Linked DNA regions of Homo sapiens: regions 1 and 3 are each linked to region 2. The links are chromatin loops, found by intact Hi-C in ENCODE. Cell type or tissue: mammary epithelial cell. All regions are shown on one strand. Each heading gives the region's core, and the rest is flanking DNA. Links, peaks and the distances in the headings are about the cores only. Region 1 overlaps SRGAP1 (SLIT-ROBO Rho GTPase activating protein 1). Region 2 has its middle 40 kb from the start of KICS2. Region 3 overlaps SRGAP1 (SLIT-ROBO Rho GTPase activating protein 1).

Evidence for each region. Peaks named below come from ENCODE experiments on the same cell type or tissue, not always from the same donor. Only the 100,000 strongest peaks of a DNase experiment are listed, where the experiment ranks them.
Region 1: a loop joins it to region 2, with 5 times the contacts of the local background. A loop is called at or near these places in 3 of 110 quality-filtered maps.
Region 3: it touches region 2 in a loop (3-fold over the local background); 3 of 110 quality-filtered maps call a loop at or near these places.

The regions. Positions count from the first base shown.
Region 1 is chr12:63,975,729-63,982,652 of GRCh38, forward strand. The region is part of intron 1 of SRGAP1 (SLIT-ROBO Rho GTPase activating protein 1); the gene reads left to right. Among named protein-coding and RNA genes, the nearest start is that of SRGAP1, 130 kb to the left of the region's middle. In mammary epithelial cell, for the core only: no CTCF peak of the experiment used is centred there; a DNase peak (open chromatin) is centred at 2,993; H3K27ac peaks cover 597 bases.
Region 2 is chr12:64,179,163-64,186,086 of GRCh38, forward strand. No RefSeq gene overlaps it. Among named protein-coding and RNA genes, the nearest start is that of KICS2, 40 kb to the right of the region's middle. RefSeq lists an enhancer at 1,991-3,190. In mammary epithelial cell, for the core only: a CTCF peak has its summit at 2,714 (motif pointing left); a DNase peak (open chromatin) is centred at 2,499; H3K27ac peaks cover 2,690 bases.
Region 3 is chr12:63,988,353-63,995,276 of GRCh38, forward strand. It overlaps SRGAP1 (SLIT-ROBO Rho GTPase activating protein 1), which reads left to right. Exons shown (of 22, transcript NM_020762.4): 3 at 1,558-1,720. Among named protein-coding and RNA genes, the nearest start is that of SRGAP1, 150 kb to the left of the region's middle. In mammary epithelial cell, for the core only: no CTCF peak of the experiment used is centred there; DNase peaks (open chromatin) are centred at 2,909 and 4,169; H3K27ac peaks cover 2,346 bases.

The DNA.
Region 1 (6,924 bases), core at 680-5,679, 200 kb before region 2:
AATGTAGCTACAAATCAGCTTCTACTCCTTGATAACAGATTAAATGGAAATCATCATTAGTTCCACACCAGAAGACAGAAATGAGTGATTCATAAATAATTATAATAATAAGAGGCTTAGGGGAAAATATGGATACCATTCATTCTTGTGAGGGTTTTTGTTGTTTTTATTAATTTGTTTTGCCCTGTGATTCCTCATTCAAATGGGGAAACCATACAACTTACAAAGAAAACTCTATTTCATAAGGTGTCGGATGCTTAGCATTGCATTTATTATTCATTTGTATTCTCTTCTGAAACGTAAGTCTGATTATAAATCTTCCTTGTTTAAAATTGTTCAATTTTTGCCCACTGATGCTTCTAAGCATCCTCCATTGAGGTCCTGCTAGACCAACAAGATCCAAATATCCAGCCTAAACACAGGTATTTTTAGTAAGGACGCCAGGTGGTTTTTATCATCAAGCCAATTTGCAAAGCTGACCTGTGAAATAAAATCTGACTCCTTAGCATGCCACATGGGGTCCTTTCCAACCTAGTCTGTGACTAGACCTCCTACCCATCCAGAATTCAATTTCGGCAATTGAGAAGTACTTGTTATAACTCTCCTTCTCTCCTACTTCCTTCAGCCAGACTCCTGGTAAGTCAATCTCAGGGTCACCTCTTTGTGCCCTTGCCTTCTTGCCCAGCCATGGATATGTCCGCCCCAGACTCTCACTGCATCTTGACATTCTTACCTTGAGGCTGTGAAAGTCGCCCCCTCTCATTATCTGTCTGTGTTGCCTCTGCTTCCTCACTGAGAATGGGACTCATGACTTTCAGTCTATTATTTATGTCCACGAATAAGGAGCCTGGCACAAGAAAATATTCAATAAATATTTTTTAATGAAAGCTCGCTGGTGCTAGTAATAATAACATGTCCATCTGTTTCATAGTGGTTTACAGATTGCAGCATGCTTTTCACTTATATCATCTCATTTAATTCTCAGCACAGCCTTGTGAGGTGGGAAGTATTGTTTTATAAAATGAAATTCCGAGAGGTTGAGAGACTTGCCACATGTCACATGACTTGTATTAGGTGACACTGTAACTCCAATCTGGGTCCATCCTAACCTAGTCTGGGTCCTTTCTGACCTAGTCTGTGACTAGATCTCCTACCCATCCAGAATTCAATTTGGTAAATTGAATTAAGTAGCGTACATCCTGACGCTTCCTAATTTATGTGCAGAGTATAAGAGAAGCATAAATCTTGGGTTCAGATTTCTAGTGAAGTGGAGAAATTGCCTTTGTTTATTCAGTTGATTCACTTAAAAAAAAAAAAGCTCACTTTTATGGAATTTTTGCCTGCTCCAAATTTTTAGCCTAAAAAAGCTTATTATGCAAAATTTGCACCTGGTGTTTAGTTAATCAACAGTCACCAGGTTGTATAAATATTCACATGAGCTGTGAGCATGGGAATAATCAATAGAGCCCGTTGGCATCTCATTGCGTTGCTCTGAAAGACATTTCAGTGGCTCTCCCCTGTCATTTAGGAAAATCCCTTCTGTCCTTTGGATAGAGGTAATAATACATCTTAAGAGAATGTAGACCCCTTTGGTATCATAAGGAAATTCTGACCAAATGAGAATGTGAAATAACAGAGATGATTTGTGATACTTTAGAAATGTTATTATATTATTTGCTAGATGATCATGAGTATCACACCAGCGTATCAATTTTATGTCCTGGTCGTAGTCATTCAGTAATATATTAGAGAAACAGCCCAGTGTGGATCAATCTTTCCGTGAAATATGTATCAGTTTGTGGCTTCACACAAATTTATTTTAAGAGTTAGGGCTTCCCTTTCTGAGAGCAATAGCAAGACATTCCTTCATTTCGTCTGTTTCTAGGCAATTCCATTTTATTTGGCAAGTATTAGCAGATTTTTATAGCTGAGAGGAACCATTTTTTCTTTTTTTTTAACAAATTAATTGCAGCAGTTTGAAAAGCACACTCATTTTGTGCATTGTTCTTGTTGGATTATTGGTATTGATTCATTCCGTAGTGATGCTCTGGTAGAACAGAAATGAAATAATAGTCATTTAAAAAAAAACAGTAAATTTTAGCCTCCATTAAAACTGCCATTATGATTATTTAGTAGGTCTTGACCTAGATTTAAATAATGACTGCTTACAGCCTCCTCAGAGATCACATTTTTCCGCCTAAAAGTGGTTGTGCTGTTTTATGCAGTTTTGGGGCATTCATGGTGAAAAGTCTTTCCTAATATTCTATTAGGTAAATCTTTTCTATGCCATTAAGTGCCTTTGGGCTCATGAAATCCTTTTAAAGTGCTTGTCCCCATGTTGGACATTTGACAAAAAGTACCAAAAAGTACTGGGTGTGGAAATAGGAGTTTGTTGCTATTACTGCTATCATCATTATCAGAAAGGTATCAACAACCAACATTTCATGGAATTGTGATATAGCTATCTTTCAATGTATATAACAGCTGTGATGTATTTCACATATCACATGATTTATCATTTCAAAAATGCAATTCAGTGGCTTTTGGCATATGCCAGGTTTTGCGACCAGAGCCACAATCAATTTTTCATCATTTTTATTACCCTATAAAGAAACTTCGCACCCCTTAGCAGCCATTTTTCCCCAACCCTCCCAACTCTAGGCAACCCCTAATCTACTTTCTGTCTCTATAGATTAGTCTATTCTGGACCTTTCATAGGAATGAAATTATAGACTGTGGTTTTTTGTGAGTGGTTTCACTCACTAAAGTTATGTTTTCAAGGTTCATCCATGTTGTAAATAAGTACTTCATTCCTTTTTATGGCTAAACAGTATTGTGTTGTGTGGCTATATCACATTTTATCTCTTTATTAGTTGATACACATTTGAGCTGTTTTCACCTTTCAGCTATTATGAGCAATGCTGCTATTGCACACATTCACGTGCAAGTTTTTGTATGGAAATAGATTTTCATTTCTCTGGAATGTATACCTAGGAGCAGAATGGCTGAGTCATATGGTAACTCTAAGTGTAATCTTTTGAAGAACTGCCAGACTGTTTTCCAAAAGGACTGCATCATTTTACATTTCCACCAGCAATGTGTGAGTTCCAGTTTCTCCACATTGTCTTCCAACACTTTTTTTAAATCTTTTTGATTATAGCCATTCTAGTGAGTGTGAAGTGGCACCCCATTGTGCTTTTGATTTGCATCTCCCTGAAAGCTAATGATATTGAGCAACTTTTCATATGCTACTGGCCATTTGCCATTTGTATATCATCTTGGGAGAAATGTCTGTTGAGACCCTTTGACCTTTTTTTTTTTTTTTTTTTTTTTTGAGATGGAGTCTCTATCACCAGGCTGGAGTGCAGTGGCACGATCTTGGCTTACTGCAACCTCTGCCTGCCAGGTTCAAGCAATTCTCCTCCCTCAGCCTCCCGAGTAGCTGGGACTACAGGTGCACACCACCACGCCCAGCTAATTTTTGTATTTTTAGTAGAGATGGGGTTTCACCATGTTGTCCAGGATGGTCTCGATCTCTTGACCTCATAATCCACCTGCCTCGGCCTCCCAAAGTGCTGGGATTACAGGCGTGAGCCACCGCACCCAGCCTGTCCATTTTTAAAATTGAGATTTTGTTTTTATTGTTGAGTTGTAAGAGTTCTTTGTGTATTCTGTATACAAGTTCCTTATCAGACATATGATTTGTGAATATTTTCTCCCATCTATGGGTTGTCTTTTCACTTTCTTGGTGGTTACTGCCGTGTATCTTGTAACCTACTTACCCTTCAATGCATTATGTTTTCCACACTCTTCCAGTCTGAGTCAGTTTCTGCTCCTCTTTCCATAGCTTCCTGTTGCACTTCATTGTTATGGCAGTGAACAGAGTGTAAATGATTGGTTTAGGATTTGTCTTCCTAACAAGAAGGACCTGTGTCTTACAAACCTTTGTATCTCCAGTGCCTAGGACACTGCCTAACACAAAATGGAAACTCAATAATTGCTTGTTCACCTAAACTAAAATGAACCTTGAGTCTAAAAAAAATGATTCAGGTCAATACTAACCTAAAAACGCCTCTAAAAAGGGGTGGGAGCCTTAATAGACTGTCAGAGAATCTAGGGGTAGGAAGGAAGCTGCAATGTCTTATGCAGAAATAAGGCTCACAGTTTTTCTCAAACTCACCCCTTGCACTTACGCTTTCACCACTTCCAGCTTTAATGTTCTGTAGTTCCCATGATGACAGTGGTGCCTCTAGCTGCAGCCGCCTGCGGCCCCATGGCAGGATTCATGCAGTGTGGGGCCGAGTGCACCATGGGCTTCCTTGATTTGTTCTTTTTTGTTTGAGACAGGGTGTCACTCTGTTGTCCGGGCTGGAGTGCCAGTGGCGTGATCACAACTCCACTATTGCCTCAAGCTCTAGGGCTCAAGCGATCCTTGCACCTCAGCCTCCTGGGTAGTTGGGATTGCAGGCATGCACCACCACAACCAGCTAATTTCTAATTTTTTGTGTGGAGATAGGGTCTCCCTATCTTGCCCAGGCTGATTTCAAACATTTGAGCTCAAGCGATCTACCTGCCTTGGCCTCCCAAAGTGTTGGGATTACATCCATGAGCCAGTCTGCATGGCCCTTTGATCTGTTCCGAGCAGCAGACACAAATTTATGCGACCAATCATTTATTTTACTCTTTAAGGTAAATTCTTAAAATTCTTTAAATTCTTTGGTGCTGATTAAGGTGAGCACAAATCTAGTGAAGTCATATTAGGATAGCCATGCCATTTGTGCAGGGAGGTAACCACTGTACTGTGCAGCCTTATGATGCTGGGGCAGTATAAGGAATCCAAAGATTTTCTCTTCCTAACGAGATGTTTCTTTTTTTTTTTTTTTGAGATGGAGTCTCGCTGTGTTGCCCAGGCTAGAGTGCAGTGGTGCAATCTCTGCTCACTGCAACCTGCATCTGCTGGGTTCAAGCAATTCTCGGGACTCAGACTCCCGAGTAGCTGGGATTATAGGCGCATGCCACCACTCCCGGCTAATTTTTGTATTTTTAGTAGAGACAGGGTTTCACAATGTTGGCCTGGCTGGTCTCGAACTCCTGACCTCAAGAGATCCACCCACCTCAGCCTCCCAAAATGCTGGGATTACAGGCGTGAACCACCGCACCTGGCCTCTAAGGAGATGTTTCTTATGGTAGTAGTTTTCTGTTGATTTTTTAAAAATGATCTTTCTTATGATCCTTTCCTTATTTGTCCTAAACTTTTCTAAATGGAAGAGGTAGTTGAATGGATTATCCTCCATGTTTTGGAGTTGATTTTCGCACAGTGATGCTCTGGATTCTGTTCCTTACATGTTTCCTGTTATGGAGAATGCTGAGTGCCTTATTTTGATTGGAAAATTACAGATGACACAAAATAACAGTTAATTTTTGTAAAACAAGGATGAGGATTTAATTGTTAAATCCATCATTCTCATGATTCCCTAGTTCTTGATCTTAAATCCTGATGGAAGTAAGCAAGAAAATATTTAAAAATGAGACCCAAGAAAAAAGCCTGTATAATTTTTGTGTATTTCTGATTAGATTTGAGATTTGTACTTTTATCTTTTATTTCTTACTTGGCACTAAGGCAGCTAAAAACAAAAACAAAAACAAACAAAAAAAACCCCAGAAAACTAGTTGACAGCTTAAGATGTTTGATTTACTTTCTCTTAGTGCAGCAAGATGTTCTAAAATTACTTCATCTTAAAAGACTTACTGGGATCCCTGAATGGGAAACACTCCACCCTTGATATATTCTTTTTCTTCATGAAACAAAAAGAGCTCTGCGTTTTTGAAAGACAAAGTTTGGCAAACATGCTGATTATAATACTGTATTGGAAAACACTTACTTTGATTGACTAAAAACCAGATGCTGTTCATAGTAGTTAAAAGCCTGTAATAATGTGTTCAACTCTGGTGTTCAGCACACGTCTGTGAAGTTATAATAAAATCCTGCAATCTAGAGGTGGAGAGACCAAGCAAGGACACTTGAGAAATTCTTCCCTGTTTTCCCCCAGGACTCCCCAGAAACAGCAGTATCTGAAGCCTGACCTTATTGAGGGCAGAGATCTTGTTTCATTAGTTATTGTTTCTTCTTTGCCGGTATGCAAGCCTGGCACAGTATAGGTGCCTGAAAAAAGGTTTGATGGATAGAAGGATGGGAAGTGTTTGGCCGGGCGCGGTGGCTCACGCCTGTAATCCCAGCACTTTGGGAGGCCGAGGTGGGCGGATCACGAGGTCAGGAGATCGAGACAGTCCTGGCTAACACAGTGAAACCCCGTCTCTACTAAAAATATAAAAAATTAGCCAGGCATGGTGGCAGGCGCCTGTATTCCCAGCTACTCGAGGCTGAGACAGGAGAATGGCGTGGACCCGGGAGGCGGAGCTTGCAGTGAGCCGAGATCGCGCCACTGCACTCCAGCCTGGGAGACAGAGCAAGACTCCGTCTCAAAACAAAAACAAAAACAAAAACAAAAAAAAGAAAGAAAAAAAAAACAAGGATGGGAAGTGTTTGATTAGTCAGACTGACAGATCAGGGTCAAAAGTCTCCAGGGGTACCAGTTACTGGCTAAAATCCTTAGATAAAGTATTTATACTCCTTAAACTTCAATTATTCTTTGTAAAATGGAAGATAATACTAAAACCTACTTCATTAGGGCACAGAATAGTAAACACTGAGTTATTATTAGTTATTTTTAAATTAAGCACATTTCCTGACTCCCCATTCAGAACCTGACCACCTTATTCATGGACTTGCTGTGAACTTGCTGTTAATGAACTTGGTTAAACATGGTCAAGTGTATGTATGTATATATTATCAGTACTGGCCTTCTCTATCTAAGAGGAATAGCAAGAAATTTAGAGACATTATTTGGACATTGATTTCTACTA
Region 2 (6,924 bases), core at 619-5,618:
TTGAAAACTTGCTGGAAGGTCCACTGTGTAACCTACTTTGTTGTTTTTTAATCTGGATAAAGGACATTTCAGCCCGTAGCACCCAGGAAGGGTATTATGTGAATAAATGAGGTGTTCTCTTTCATGACTAATTTCTGTGCTTCTAGATAAATTTCCCTAATGAGGAGTTCTCTATTGAAATTTTCCTTCTTCCCTTCCTTAGTCCCTCTTCTCTCCCACAAATTGTAAGACATGTTTCATACCCTAGAAAAGCTCACAGTCTAATGAGTGAGAGAAGACATTTATTCCTTCATGGAGGTCTGAAATATCATAGCATTTCCAGTAGTACAAATAGTTTAGAAGGCTCAAGTCCAAGTCGAGAATAGACACATCTTACTCCAGCGAACAAGGCAGAAAGTTAAATGCCATGAGAGTGGGATGAACAATTGGGACAGGGTCCTTGAAGGAGAAGAAATTACTTCCAATAGGGGATATAGGGGAAAACTTAATACAAAAGGTGGCCTTTCCCTGGGTCTTTTAGGAGGCATAGGGTTTTGGCAGGTAAAGATGGCAAGAGGTGATGATCTATCCTAGATCAGAGGTTTTCTTTCTCTTTTTTTTTTTTTTTTTTTTTTTTTTTGAGATGGAGTCTTGCTCTTGTCACCCAGGCTGGAGTGCAGTGGTGTGATCTCGGCTCTGCAACCTCTGCCTCCTGGGTTCAAATGATTCTCCTGCTTCAGCCTCCCGAGTAGCTGGGATTACAGGCACCTGCCACCACACCCGGCTAATTTTTTGTATTTTTAGTAGTTGCATTTTAGTGGTTTCACCATGTTGGGCAGGCTGGTCTCGAACTCCTGACCTCAGGAGTTCTGCCCACCTCAGCCTCCCAAAGTGCTGGGATTACAGGTGTGTGCCACTGCGCCTGGCAGATTGGAGGTTTTCAAACTGCAATCCCTGGTCCTGCAGCATCAGCAACACTTAGAAATACAAAAGCCAGGGTCTTACCCTTGACCTGCTGAATCAGAAATGAGGCTTAGCATGCTTTGTTTAGCATCCCAGTGATTCTGATTCATACTTTATTGGAGAATCAATAATCTAGATTTAAGATCCTTAGCCTGGGGTCTGTGAATGTGGATAGGAAAAAAATACATCTTTATTTTCCCTAATGTCTAACTGAAATTTAGCATTTCCTTCCATTACAGATGTAGGCCATAAATTGCCACGATAATTATTAGGACCAATGCCATATCATGTTATTAAATGTATTAATAAAGAAGAATGCATACAACATAGCAGATTTTTAAAGATTTTTATAACTGTATTTCAATATAATTGGTTTCTTTGTAATTTCGTGTATCATTTTATACATTAAAAACATTGTGAGAAAGTGTATGCTTTGCAGGCTGCCAATGAAATCTCATCTTTTATCATACCAAAAATGTGAAGAACCCCTAGTCTAGAAGGATTCCAGACAAAGAAAACTCGGAGCAAAGGCAAGAAAATACATGGCCAGCCAAGTATTCCATTTTGCGTAAAACTGAGGTAAAGCAAGGAAATGCCGGAAGAGAAAAAAGAAAAGGCTGAACCTGATTGTCAGAACTGGACTTCTTCCAGCAGACTCTGGGGAGCTACTTAATCAGGACTTTTTAAAAAGAGGGAGCAAGAGGCAGAGCCAACGAGACACAACCAGCTCAGGGTTTTCAAAGAATTCCCTAGCAAAGGTAAGAAGGAAGGCCTGGAATAGAAAGAAACAGAAGGTGAGAGACCAAGCAGGAGATGAGATTTCTAATCCAGGCTTATCTAATAGCCCAAAGTGAAGAAAGAACTGACTATGAAAATGGGACGAATATGAGAGTGCTGTGAAAATTCAGCAGTGACTAAAACAGAAGAATCAAACATGACTCCAAAGTCTGAAGAGAAGGCGACTGGGACAAGAGTCATACTAAGAAAGAATTAAGGATGCCAAGTGGAGCAAGTCTGGCAAAGGAAAGTGCTGAGTTGCCTACAGGATATCCGGGTGAAAACATCCAGCAGTTATTTATCCGCCTGGGACAGTACTGACCTTTAAGACTTACTGTATCTCCTGAATAGCCTATTTGGACTTCATCAAGAGCTTTTCCCAAACAGGGATTTTTATCTTGCGGGCCCATGGACTCATGGGGAGTCCCATGAACCTCCCAAATTATTAAAGAAAATTTTATTTGTGTTCATGGACATTTGGGGAGAGGTATGTACTTTCATTACAAACTCAAGGAGCACGAAACTCCCTTTTCCCTCACAAAAATGTTAATACTCTCCATTCATCCTTCTAAACACTCCAAGCAAGGTAAGCCCTCTTGTCTGAAAATTTGGGGAGGGAGCATGAGTCTCAGAACAAACAGAAAATGCCTCAGGAACAAAGCAGCAGCAGCAGTTACAGTCATGCGTGGATGGTTCTGAGTCAGGAGAAGCTCACTGCACAGTCACCAGATGAGGAAGGCATTTGGAATGTCTTGGTTAAAACTCACTGGAAATGACAGAAGAGTTTCTGACTCATTTCTTGAACCAATTCTTGCCTGAATACCTGTCTCTACAAGAGCAGTCATTAATGCCCCAACCTTAAACAGTAAAAATTGTCATTTTTATAAACATCATACTGCTCAACTTCCCACTGTCCAAAGAAGCTGAGCTGCACGGGTTGTCCCAGGATGGAAAAGAAGCCACAGCCAAGAAGCTGTGTCTTGCTTTAGTGTTGCCATCTACTGGCTGGTGCTCACTGACTCTCATTCCCAATCTTTTCACTGCCAAAGGAAAGATTTTGCAATTAGGCTGCTTTTTTTATCCAGAGCCTCTCTAGACAGTTCAGTCCCCAAGAGGTCAAAAAAAAAAAGTTTTTTTTAACAGAAACCTACCAGCTCCAAAAAAAAAGTAAGGCAAGACCAAATGTCAACAATGTTACTAGGAAGCTTCAGCACTGACTAACAGAGTTTATGGTGAATGCTCCCTAAATGTTAGCCCCACATAATTAAGACAAAAGATGCTTTTAATGTGTTGTATATGAAGTGATTATGAATAAGCAGAGGTTTGTGCCCACAGAATGGAATAGGGATATAACAGCATTGAAAATTGTTATTGTTGTTGTTGTTTCGTTAAAAGTAATTCTCTTTGCTAGGCTGTGTGTAGAAAGTGGTTATCCTGGTAAGCTTAATAAACATAGTGCCGGGGATTCTGGCTGAATAGCTGAGAGTTAGAATTGAATGGGTTCTCACATACCCCATGGAGGCAGGAAGCAAGGACCAGGTTCCCCAAGTGAGGACTTTGTTGCTCTTATTGAACTACAATGAAAGGGTCTTGTACACTTACTTCATAAGCCCATGGCACTGACCAGAACAGCAAAGATTCTTTATTTCCGAATGCCATAGTAACTCTTTTCACTATTCTTTCGTGTGTGTGTGACAGTACTCACTCTGTCACTCAGGCTGGAGTGGCATGATCTTGGCTCATAGCAGCCTCCATCTACCAGGCTTAGGTGATCCTCCCACCTCAGCCTCCTGACTAGCTGGAACTTACAGGCACATGCCACCACACCCAGCAAAATTTTTTTTCTTGTATTTTTTGTAGAGATGGGGTCTCACCGTGTTGTCCAGACTGGTCTCAAACTCCTGGGCTGAAGTGATCTGCCACCCTCAGCCTTCCAAAGTGCTGGGATTACAGGCATGAGCCATGCCTGGCCTCTCTTCACTCTTCTTGTGTTCACTTCCTCCTTCCCTGGTTTTTTGTTTTTATTACTTTTCTTCCTTTCCTCTTTATGAACTGTCTAACCCCACATCTACCTTCCACCTCATCATACTGGCACAAACTAAGAGCTAAAAGGAAAAGAGAGTTGCACTTAATTCTCCTCATTCATATGCTTTTCCCTTCTTTTCCTTTTTGCTTTTTAATCCAGCAAAGCACCTTATCTTTCACTCACGTTCACATTAAAATTTAGAAGACTGATCATGTTTGGCCTTTCCGTCCAATATCACCTTCCTATAAAATCAATACATATGGGTGATAAACGTAAGTCACAACCACCATCTTATGCATCAGCAAGCCCGCAGCACGTAATACAATTAAAGACTTTTTTGTTGATTAATGAAAGGAGAGGTTGCTAATCCTTTCCTCCTATAACTTAAGGAACAGAAGGAGGAAGAAAGAATATAGTGCCCTTAGATGTCAATTGTCCCTCCTCCCTCCTTTGCGGTCAGGACCCCTCAAAAAAAAAAAATTCGCTCAAGGAGTTATTGAAGGTTTCAAAGAGGAGAGAGGAGAGGTTTACATTGTAACCTCACAACTGACACCCTGAGAGACCTCCCCCTATGCATTCTCCACCTGCTTTGCTGTAGTGCATCTAAGGGTCTATTTAATTCTACTAGGCTGAGTTGAGCCTCTTGGCTCCTCTCTCTATCACACCCAGCCATCTCTTCCCCCTGAACCATATTCTTTCTCCAGGGAAGGAAAAATGAAAGCCTTGCAGGTAATAAGGCCAATCCTACTCCAAGTATCTCCTCAAAGTATTTTCTCTAAACATTTAATACTTTCCCTAAGAATTTTCTTACCAGCTGTTAAGTAGTTGACATTTTTTCAATATTGTTACAATTCCCACCTGTAAAGTTTGATAAATCTATACGATTTTTTTTTAAAGCTAGATATCTCTTCAGGTGCTGGTGGTCCCCCTTCCTTGGAAGTTAATTCCCTGAGGACAGAGACAAAAAACTTATCTTCCTCTCCTCAATGTCATTCATCCATCCTTTTAAAATCAAGCAAGACTATAGGGGCTCAACTTTAATAACATAAAACATTATTGCTCCTGGAGATCTGTGTTGGTTTTCAAACTAAAAATGACATTTAATAAATACTATAAGAAGCACTTTCTCAAGCTTTCCAAGGACAACTATACTTGCTAGACTAGATAGTTACATTCACAAAAACTGGCCTTGTTATTAAAAAACATAGTAGGAAAAAATATGCAAATAAGTCACTTTGTCTGTATAAATGGTTTACTGTGGAACTGAATGATTCCACATCAACTTAGCCGTATATAATTTGGTCAAAAACTTTAACTGGAATGTCCAGGCCTTGGCCAATGGGAGCTTAAAATGAGGTCACATTTATTTGCTAATATCCATTAGGAAAATGTCAACTCCCCATTCTGCTTAATTACAGGAATTCCAGGCTCTTGACAAATTCCTCTGCTTACTATTTCTGGAAATCAGGACTCCAATCCAGTTGTCTGCTGCCTCCGCCACTCATCTGCCTCCTGACCACATTCCCTGTACACAGGCTGACAGGGGCTCTGTGGCATACCACCTTTGGCAATTCCTGGACTCAACCTTCCTCCTGCTACTGCTGCCCTCCCCTAAAAGAAGGCAGAAAACCCTCTTTTAATTCTTTGATCACATTGCTCAGCCCATCCACAACTTTTAGCAAAAACTTCTTGGAAAGTTCAGGAAAATAGAAGGGGGCATTATGGCATCAATATCTCAAAGCTGTACTGTATGTGGTGATTCCCAGAGAACAGCAGTTCAGATGTACCTCATGTCCCTTCAAGCTGGGATTCTACTGAGATATGGAAATATTATTCAAAAGATATGAGAATAGAGATCATTTTAAGAAAATCAATTTTTAGGAAATCAATTTCAGATTCCTCAACTTCCATATGAACTCTCTCCTAAGAACCTGTGAAAGTGCTTTTAGTAAACTAAGCTTTTTCTACCTTCTCCTTTAATAACTGCCTTTCTCTTACCAAAAAATAAACTTACCTCTCACCCATACGTTTACCATAGCGTATTAGGAGACCATTTTCCATGGGTTTTTTCATGTTCTGCAGGTCTTGAGAGTAAGGCATCAACTGCCCTTAGTTCTGCACTATCTCTACAGGTTTCAGTGGGAAGATGGCTCTGCCATCACCATGTCAGACTTCTAGCCTGCAGAACTGAGAGACAATACATTTCTGTTGCTTTAAACCATCCAATTTTTGGTATTTTGTTATGGGAGCTCTAGGAAACCAACACACTTACTGGCTGGAATAGGAATGTCTCCCTCTGGAGCAAAGGGAAGGCATGCTTACAAACCATTATAAAAGATTGGGGGACGGGCACGGTGGCTCACACCTGTAATTCTAGCACTTTGGGAGGCCGAGGCGGGCGGATCACGAGGTCAGGATATCAAGACCATCCTGGCTAACACGGTGAAACCCCGTCTCTACTAAAAATACAAAAAAATTAGCCGAGCATGGTGGCAGGCACCTGTAGTCCCAGCTACTCGTGAGGCTGAGGCAGGAGAATGGCATGAACCCGGGAGGCGGAGCTTGCAGTGAGCCGAGATCACGCCACTGCACTCCAGCCTGGGCGACAGAGTGAGACTCTGTCTCAAAAAAAAAAAAAATTGGGTTTCCAAAGATCAGAATTCTCACATGCATGTGAGCAGGCATCCATCTGGGCCCATCCACATTGGCCCTGATAGAACTGAAGCTTAAGAAATCAAAAATGCAAAAATGATGTTATCCAGCCCCTGCTATTACTAGAATAACTGTCTTGTGTCTTCTGTCCACATCTGTGAAACTATGTCAGGGAAAGTTGTTAGCTAGCAAATACGGTAAAATTGCAAATCCTTCCCAGTTTTTAACATGGGGTATTATTATCATAGGGTGTAAAAATATCTGTCCAACAAACAAAAGAACATTTAGACAATTTCTTTAACCAAATCACTGTAATATTATACCTATTCAAATTTCAATGTATTTCAAATTAAATATAACTTTTTTTTTTTTTGTCTTTTGAGACAGAGTCTCGCTCTGTCACCCAGGCTGGAGTGCAGGAGTGTGATCTCATCTCACTGCAACCTCTGCCTCCCAGGTTCAAGCGATTCTCCTTCCTTAGCCTCTCGAGTAGCTGGGATTACATGCGCCCACCACCATGCCCGGGT
Region 3 (6,924 bases), core at 801-5,800, 190 kb before region 2:
CTCTCAATAGAAAAGCTCCAATTACCTGTTATAGAACCACTGCTCTTTGCCTGATGGTGTTAAGAAAAAAGGGAGATCTCAGGGTAGAGGGTATAATTCTTCAGTGTGCCAATGGGAAGAATGGGAGGCTGCCCTCATGGGTGCCAAGTGCTAGGAGCCTAAATCAGGCCTTCTTTCCCTATGCCCATTCCTGCTTCCATTGTCTACTTTCATTTTCTTCTAGAGAGGGCATTGACTTAATGCAGTATTAAATCCTGAATCTGAGAGACGTAATGGCAGAGGCCCAACTTCATCATTTCTTTCCTAACTTAATTAATATTCAGAGTCATACATGATCATAAATAATAGGAGGATAACATGTCTGATTAAAGGGTGCTTTTGTTCCTGCATTAGCATAAGGATTCTCTGCTATTTTGCCATTTTACAGTTACTTTTTAAAGAAAAAACAAACAAAAAAATTTCTTTTCTTTGTTTTTGAGACAGAGTCTCGCCCTGTCGCCCAGGCTGGAGTGCAGTGGCACAATCTCGGCTCGCTGCAACCTCGACCTCCTAGGTTTGAGCAATTCTTGTGCCTCAGCCTCCCAAGTAGCTGGGATTACACGTGCCCATCACCATGCCCGGCTGATTTTTGTATTTTTACTAGAGGCGGGGTTTCGCCATGTTGCCCAGGCTGTCTCAAACTCCCAATCTCAGGCAATCCACCCGCCTCGGCCTCCCAAAATGTTAGGATTATAGGCGTGAGCCACCACGCCCAGCTGCAAAAATTTTTTAAAAAGTAATTTTTCTTAAGCTGTATCATCCCAGTTGCTCACTGTTTTTGTTGAGTTATTCTTTAAGATTTTTAAACAGTTTTCTTTTGCTGTTTATATTAACTTTTAGCTTTATTTTATAGAATAAAACAAGGAGCAGTTATGAGTCTGAAACAGTTTAATGGGTTTCAACAGGACATGTGACAAGTCATAAGCCAGCAAACTTCATGGTTCTCTTCATGAGCCTTGAGACAATGCAATAAAGTTCTGATTCCCAGGAATAGTTTTTGGGAGACTGGAGGTTATGTATCAGGGGATTAATAAATAACCCTCAAATTTATGTTCCATGGAATGCATAACTAGCCAAATTTCTTTTCCAGCAACATACTGAACATTCAAAGCAGACTTTGTATGCCGTGGCAAAACCACAGTCTGTCTGGACAGTAGTAGTCAGTAGATTTTTATGTAAACATAAATTGCTTTCTTCAATGGAGCGTTTAAAGCTGAGGGCCTGCCTAAGCACTGTGTATATTAGGGTCCCATGGTCCTTGTCAGGAATATGGATTTCACCAGTGTTCATGGTCCAAGTTTTTCCTTCCAAACCTGGACAATTGCTGGCTCTATGCCATCCACAGGCTGGAAGCCTGTTCTGCTGGCTGATAAGTGTCCTGGTCTGAGAAATGCTCAGAGCAGGATGCACAGCACAGTATCCATCTGTTGTGGTTCTTTAGTTTGCCTTGGTGACTTCACTCATCTGATTGGGGCAACTTTGAAATGGGTGGTAATTCTGTGTTTCTTCACTTCTTAGGAAAGACCAGAACCTGTTGTCTCCAGTGAACTGCTGGTATTTGCTCCTGAACCAAGTAAGGAGAGAAAGCAAAGACCATGCAACCTTGAGTGACATCTATCTGAACAATGTGATTATGCGGTTCATGCAGATAAGTGAGGATTCTACCAGGATGTTTAAAAAGGTACACTCCATAAATCCTGCCATAGTGTGCTTTCCAATAACTGCCTTGTCTATAACCAGGACTGAGAACGGTATCTGAAAAATTAGGTGAATGAATGAATCCTTTAGAGACACAGAATAAACAGTTAAAAATTAGATGAATGGATGTTTTAAAGACACGGAATAAAGAGTTAAAAATTAGGCCGGGCGTGGTAGCTCATGCCTGTAATCCCAGCACTTTGGGAGGCTGAGGCGGGTGGATCACGAGGCCAAGAGATCGAGACCATCCTGGCCAACATAGTGAAACCCTGTCTCTACTAAAAACACAGAAATTAGCTGGGCGTGGTGGCGCTTGCCTGTAGTCCCAGCTACTTGGGAGGCTGAGGCAGGAGAATCACTTGAACCCAGGAGGCGGAGGTTGCAGTGAGCCAAGATCGTGCCACTGCACTCCAGCCTGGGCGACAGAGTGAGACTCCGACTCAAACAAACAAAAAAAAGAGTTAAAAATTAGATGAATTAATCTTTTAAAAATACAGAATAAAAAAGTTAGGTATAAGGCATACTTATAGAGTTATAAGTCAGTGAATCTATGAGCTACACAATGTGAGCAAAAATTTTGATATAAGATGTTCCTGCAAATTGTACCTCTGCCCAGGAACGGACTACCTGTACTCATGAAAAATCAGACCAGAGGGTAAATGCCTTGAATTCTTTGTTTGGGGCTCACACATGATGAGAAACTTGTGAAGAACAAGATTATTACATGTGCTACTCTCTTGAGAAGATGTTAGCACAGTCTTTCTTAGTTCACCAGACCAGCAGTAGAGGCTGTGAGAGAGCGACATGAAGAAAATTTCACAGGGCACAGAAAATTCCATCCCTTACACACCAGCGAGCTTCCTCCTTCCCAAATCCATTAAAAAACAATAACTGGGCTTTGAAGTTTTCTAATCGTTGTTACTAATCTCAGCCAACTCTCAGCAATTTTTTTGTTGTGTGGACATTTTTGCTGAGCACAAATAATAAAATGGGACCATTTCCTGTGCAGAGAATGCAGCTACTTGCCCAGTACGACTAGCGTTCATTTTTTATGCTTGCAAGATGAGAGTTTTCCCCCACTCTCTCAGCTTTGTATTAGGAATGTTGATGCCTGTACCTATACCTGTACCTCTATTCAGTGAGTAATTATTAGTTTCAGAAAGTAGCGGGGAGAAAAACCTCTCTGTAGATTAATGACATATTTATGTTTCAGAGAGGCTCCTTAAAACAAAGACATAGTGTTAAGCAGGCCAGCTGGAAAATTTCTTAGTCATGTTTGATGTATCCACATTAGATTTGATTTCTGACCTAGAAAGGGAATTTAGCAAGCTCTAAGTCACCTTATGCTCCATTAAATAGAAAAACAAATTTCAAACAAAGGAGAAACTTTAAAAATTGAAACTAAGGAGCATACAATTTAAGAAGAGATAAAGAAATATCCTATGCGTCTTAAATAGTAGAGTTTTAAAAAAATAATTTAGACAGAGCTGTGAAAGTGCAATAATTTTCTTGTATATGAGCTCTTTATGCAGAGATCTCGTTTGGTTCAGCAGGTTTTTCTGAGCATCTCCTATGGGCAGGAGACTACGATGACAGGTGCTGAAAAGGCTACAAAGATGAAGAAAATCTATTCCTGGTGCTCAAGGAGGTCACAATTTATCCAAATTTGTATGGCACTATATAATGCTTCTTATTCAGACAGGGCCTCTAGGACCAGTAACTCTACTGAGTTCATTTATTTATCCATTCAACAAAGCATCTTTAAAATGCCTGGCTAGGGGAGCAGAGCTAAAAGACATGTCCCTGCCTGCAAGGAGCTCATTACAGTAATTAACAGTTACTACGCTAAATGGAACTGGAAGGCTGGAGATCTTAACTCTACCTAGGGGATGAGGAAATTGTTCTCAGAAAGGGGAACACTTGAAGTGAGACTTGTAGGAGAAGGAGGCATTCATCTAACAGAAGGACAATGAGCTATTCCAGGAAAGGAGAGCATGAGCATGTTCAGGGAAAGGAAAGAGTTTGATATGATTGGACCAGGGATCGTATGGGAGTGGGTGATGGGATGTGAAGCTAGAAAGGATGGTCATGTAAGAAGGGACTTTGTACGTCTTGCTAAAATGTGAGGATGTGTATTTTGTAAGTCAGAGTCAAGGGCTTGATAAAGTTGATAGAAACCTAGGGCTAAGAGTCAAACAGATTTGGATTTAAATCCCAGCCCTTCTGCATACTTGCTTTGTGATCTTGGGAGATCATTCCAGAGATTCAAGAGCAGGCTCTCCATTCTTGAGGAAGCAAGAAAGGCAAAATTGGGCAGAAGGAGAGGCTGCACCTGTGAGTGCTCTGGGGCTGGCATGGCATTTGGAGTGATCTCATATCCAGGCAAGGAGACTTGGCCTTTGTTTTGGGGAGGGATTAAGTAATCTTGGAGTGAGGCAGCTCCCTTTGGTGGAGGGTAATTCCCAGAGAGGGATCAGCTCTGAGTTTCAACAGCTAGCAGCCGGTATTCCCAGTAGTTGGAGGAATGAGTTGCTGGCTCTTGAGGAATGGCCTGGAGAATGCACAGTAAATACACACACACACACACACACACACACACACACACACACACACACACACACACACACGTGCAGAGAGAGAGACAGAGAGACAGACAAAAACAGATATGTCTTCTTGCTTGCTACCAGGAGTTCTCTTCTTATCCAGATTTTCTGGTTCTCAAAGAATTTCATCCTTGGAAACTGCCTATTTACAGTGGATTCCTGGTTACTTTGGCATTTAGTAGGGGGAATGCTCTATGCTTCCTGATCAGCTTTCTCATTCCTAACCATTGCTGACCACCTGGAAGGGTAACAAGTCATTACAATTACAGGTGTGAAGTTCTGCCTTCCTCGAGCAAACACAGCAGACTACAGACCTTACCTTCCCATCTGTGTTATTGCTGGAAGAGGAAAGAACAAGAGAGGCAAAGGACACAGGGAGAAATCAGAGTTTACGGAGGAGTAAGATCAACCCCTAGGACACATTTGTCATCTGAAAGAATAGGAAGCCAGAATCTATATCTACCAAGTCCAAAGAATTCCAGGTCCCTTTAGATTAGAAAGTCTTTCCTGCCTTTTTTTTTTGTACCCATTTATGCCTGAGGTTGCAATTTTTTTAATTTTTACAATTAGAACTTGGCAATTACCTTGACCAGCAAGATACAAATTACTCCCACATGCTTAGCATTCCAATAGTGGAACACTAGGCATAAATGGGTTTTAATCACCGATCTTCCTCTTTTCTAGCTCTTCTTCCATTGTTATGGTTCTAGGTCAGAAGCCTATTTTCTATCAAAATGGAAAGAAATTATTAGTGTGAATCTGAAGCAGCCTTTAGAACTGCTGTGGAGTCATTAGTGAGCATAATGCTTGTTTTCCTTGGGGAGAAGATTTTGAGACTTCCGCATGTTTCAATAATGTCCCCATGTCTGTATGGAGATCCAAATAAATGCTGTGTGCCTGATAGTTTTGGCCTCTTAAACAGCCATATCTTATACAGTTTAGTCAATGACAAAAAATCATTTACCCAAATTATTCTGTCTGATAAGGAGTTTGGAGCAGGTAATTTCAGGAATTTTTTTCTGTCTAAATGGATATAATAATCAAGAAGACACTTGTAGAAATAATTCCATGCAGAGCTATAGGGAACAGCTTCAAGACTTAAATCTTAATTACATCAGAACCAGTTATAGACATAGTTGCCTAAACTCAAAAGTTTTCAACAGGTTAAAAAAAAAAAAAAGTGAAGCATTTTAAAAATAACAATATTCAACTATTCAAATACTGATTATTTTAGATTTATGCCTTTAAAATTCTAAATGAAGCCTATTGGTCAAAATAATAGTGATTCAGCTTTTAGGTTCTGAAATCAGATATTCTGGGTATGAATCCTGGCTTTACCACTGTTGGGAGCTGTGTGGACTTGGGAATATTTGTAAATACGCCTCAGTTTCTGCAGCTATAAAGTGGATATAGTAATCTACTCCAGATAGTCGTTTAGAGGATTCATGAGTTATATATGGAAAACCACTTAGCCTAGTGTCTGGACTTAATAAGTCCTGGTAACTTTTATCTAATATCTTTATTATTATCTCTATTATAAGCACTTATTCTATATACCTACAATAATTATGTAATGTGAGATTATACCAAATATTATACCAAATGTGTCCTCATTCTAAGGAGAGTATCATAATGATGTGAAAAACCCTTCCAGAGAATCAGTTTTATTTACTACTTATTATGAAGTTCCAAACAATATTTGTAAGCAAACAGTGATAAGTGCCCTCACAACAGCATTGTTTGTGGCTAAATTAAGAGTTTTGTCCTCACCTTTGAACATTTAGTGGGAAATCAGGGAGTATCCAAGTGAATGCACAAGCTGGCCGAGACTCCATGCCTCTCAAATCCCCCACAGCCATTTCACATGGAGCGCCTTACCTTTGAGGCTGAATTGATTTCTTCATTCAACAAAAGAGTTATTTAATTCCAGACCTTCTACTAGATGTAGACAATGTAAACACAGATAGGAGAGTACTCTGCTTTTAACCTCTTAAGTTCTGCTTAGCTATTTTAAGAGAAGGTCAGAATTTGGAGGCTCCTGCTACACAAGGGCTTGTTTCATTCTCAACCCTCACTTGTTTCCCAAAGAACCAGGGCTGATGTGCCTCTTGCCCTGTTCTCCAGCTCTGCCTTCTGCAGTCATGAGCTTTTGCTTCCTTCTTTCCATTACTCATGCTGAAACAGAGTACTCTGCATCTGGTTTGGTTCTGCAGCCAGAAAATGTGCAGTTCATATGCTACGCATAAAAATGTAATTAATGTCATCTGTCACAGTTGCAGGACAGGCTATCCAGCCAGCTTGCAATAATCACTTTATTTAAGCACCTAATCACAAGGTGTTATTTACCAATTTTAAGAACGTTAATAGAAGTATGTAGTTTGGAGGTATACCATCAAATGGTGGCATTTGAATATGTTAGGTTATCTCTATGGGTTTTAAATTACCTTGAAGTCTGTCATTTCCCCAAAGATTGTTTTAAAATCATTAATATTTTTTATCCTTCCTTGGTTTACATAAATACATGTACAATATAATTCATCTTGTTTCTTCACCAATAATGATATCTATAAGCTGCCACTTACTG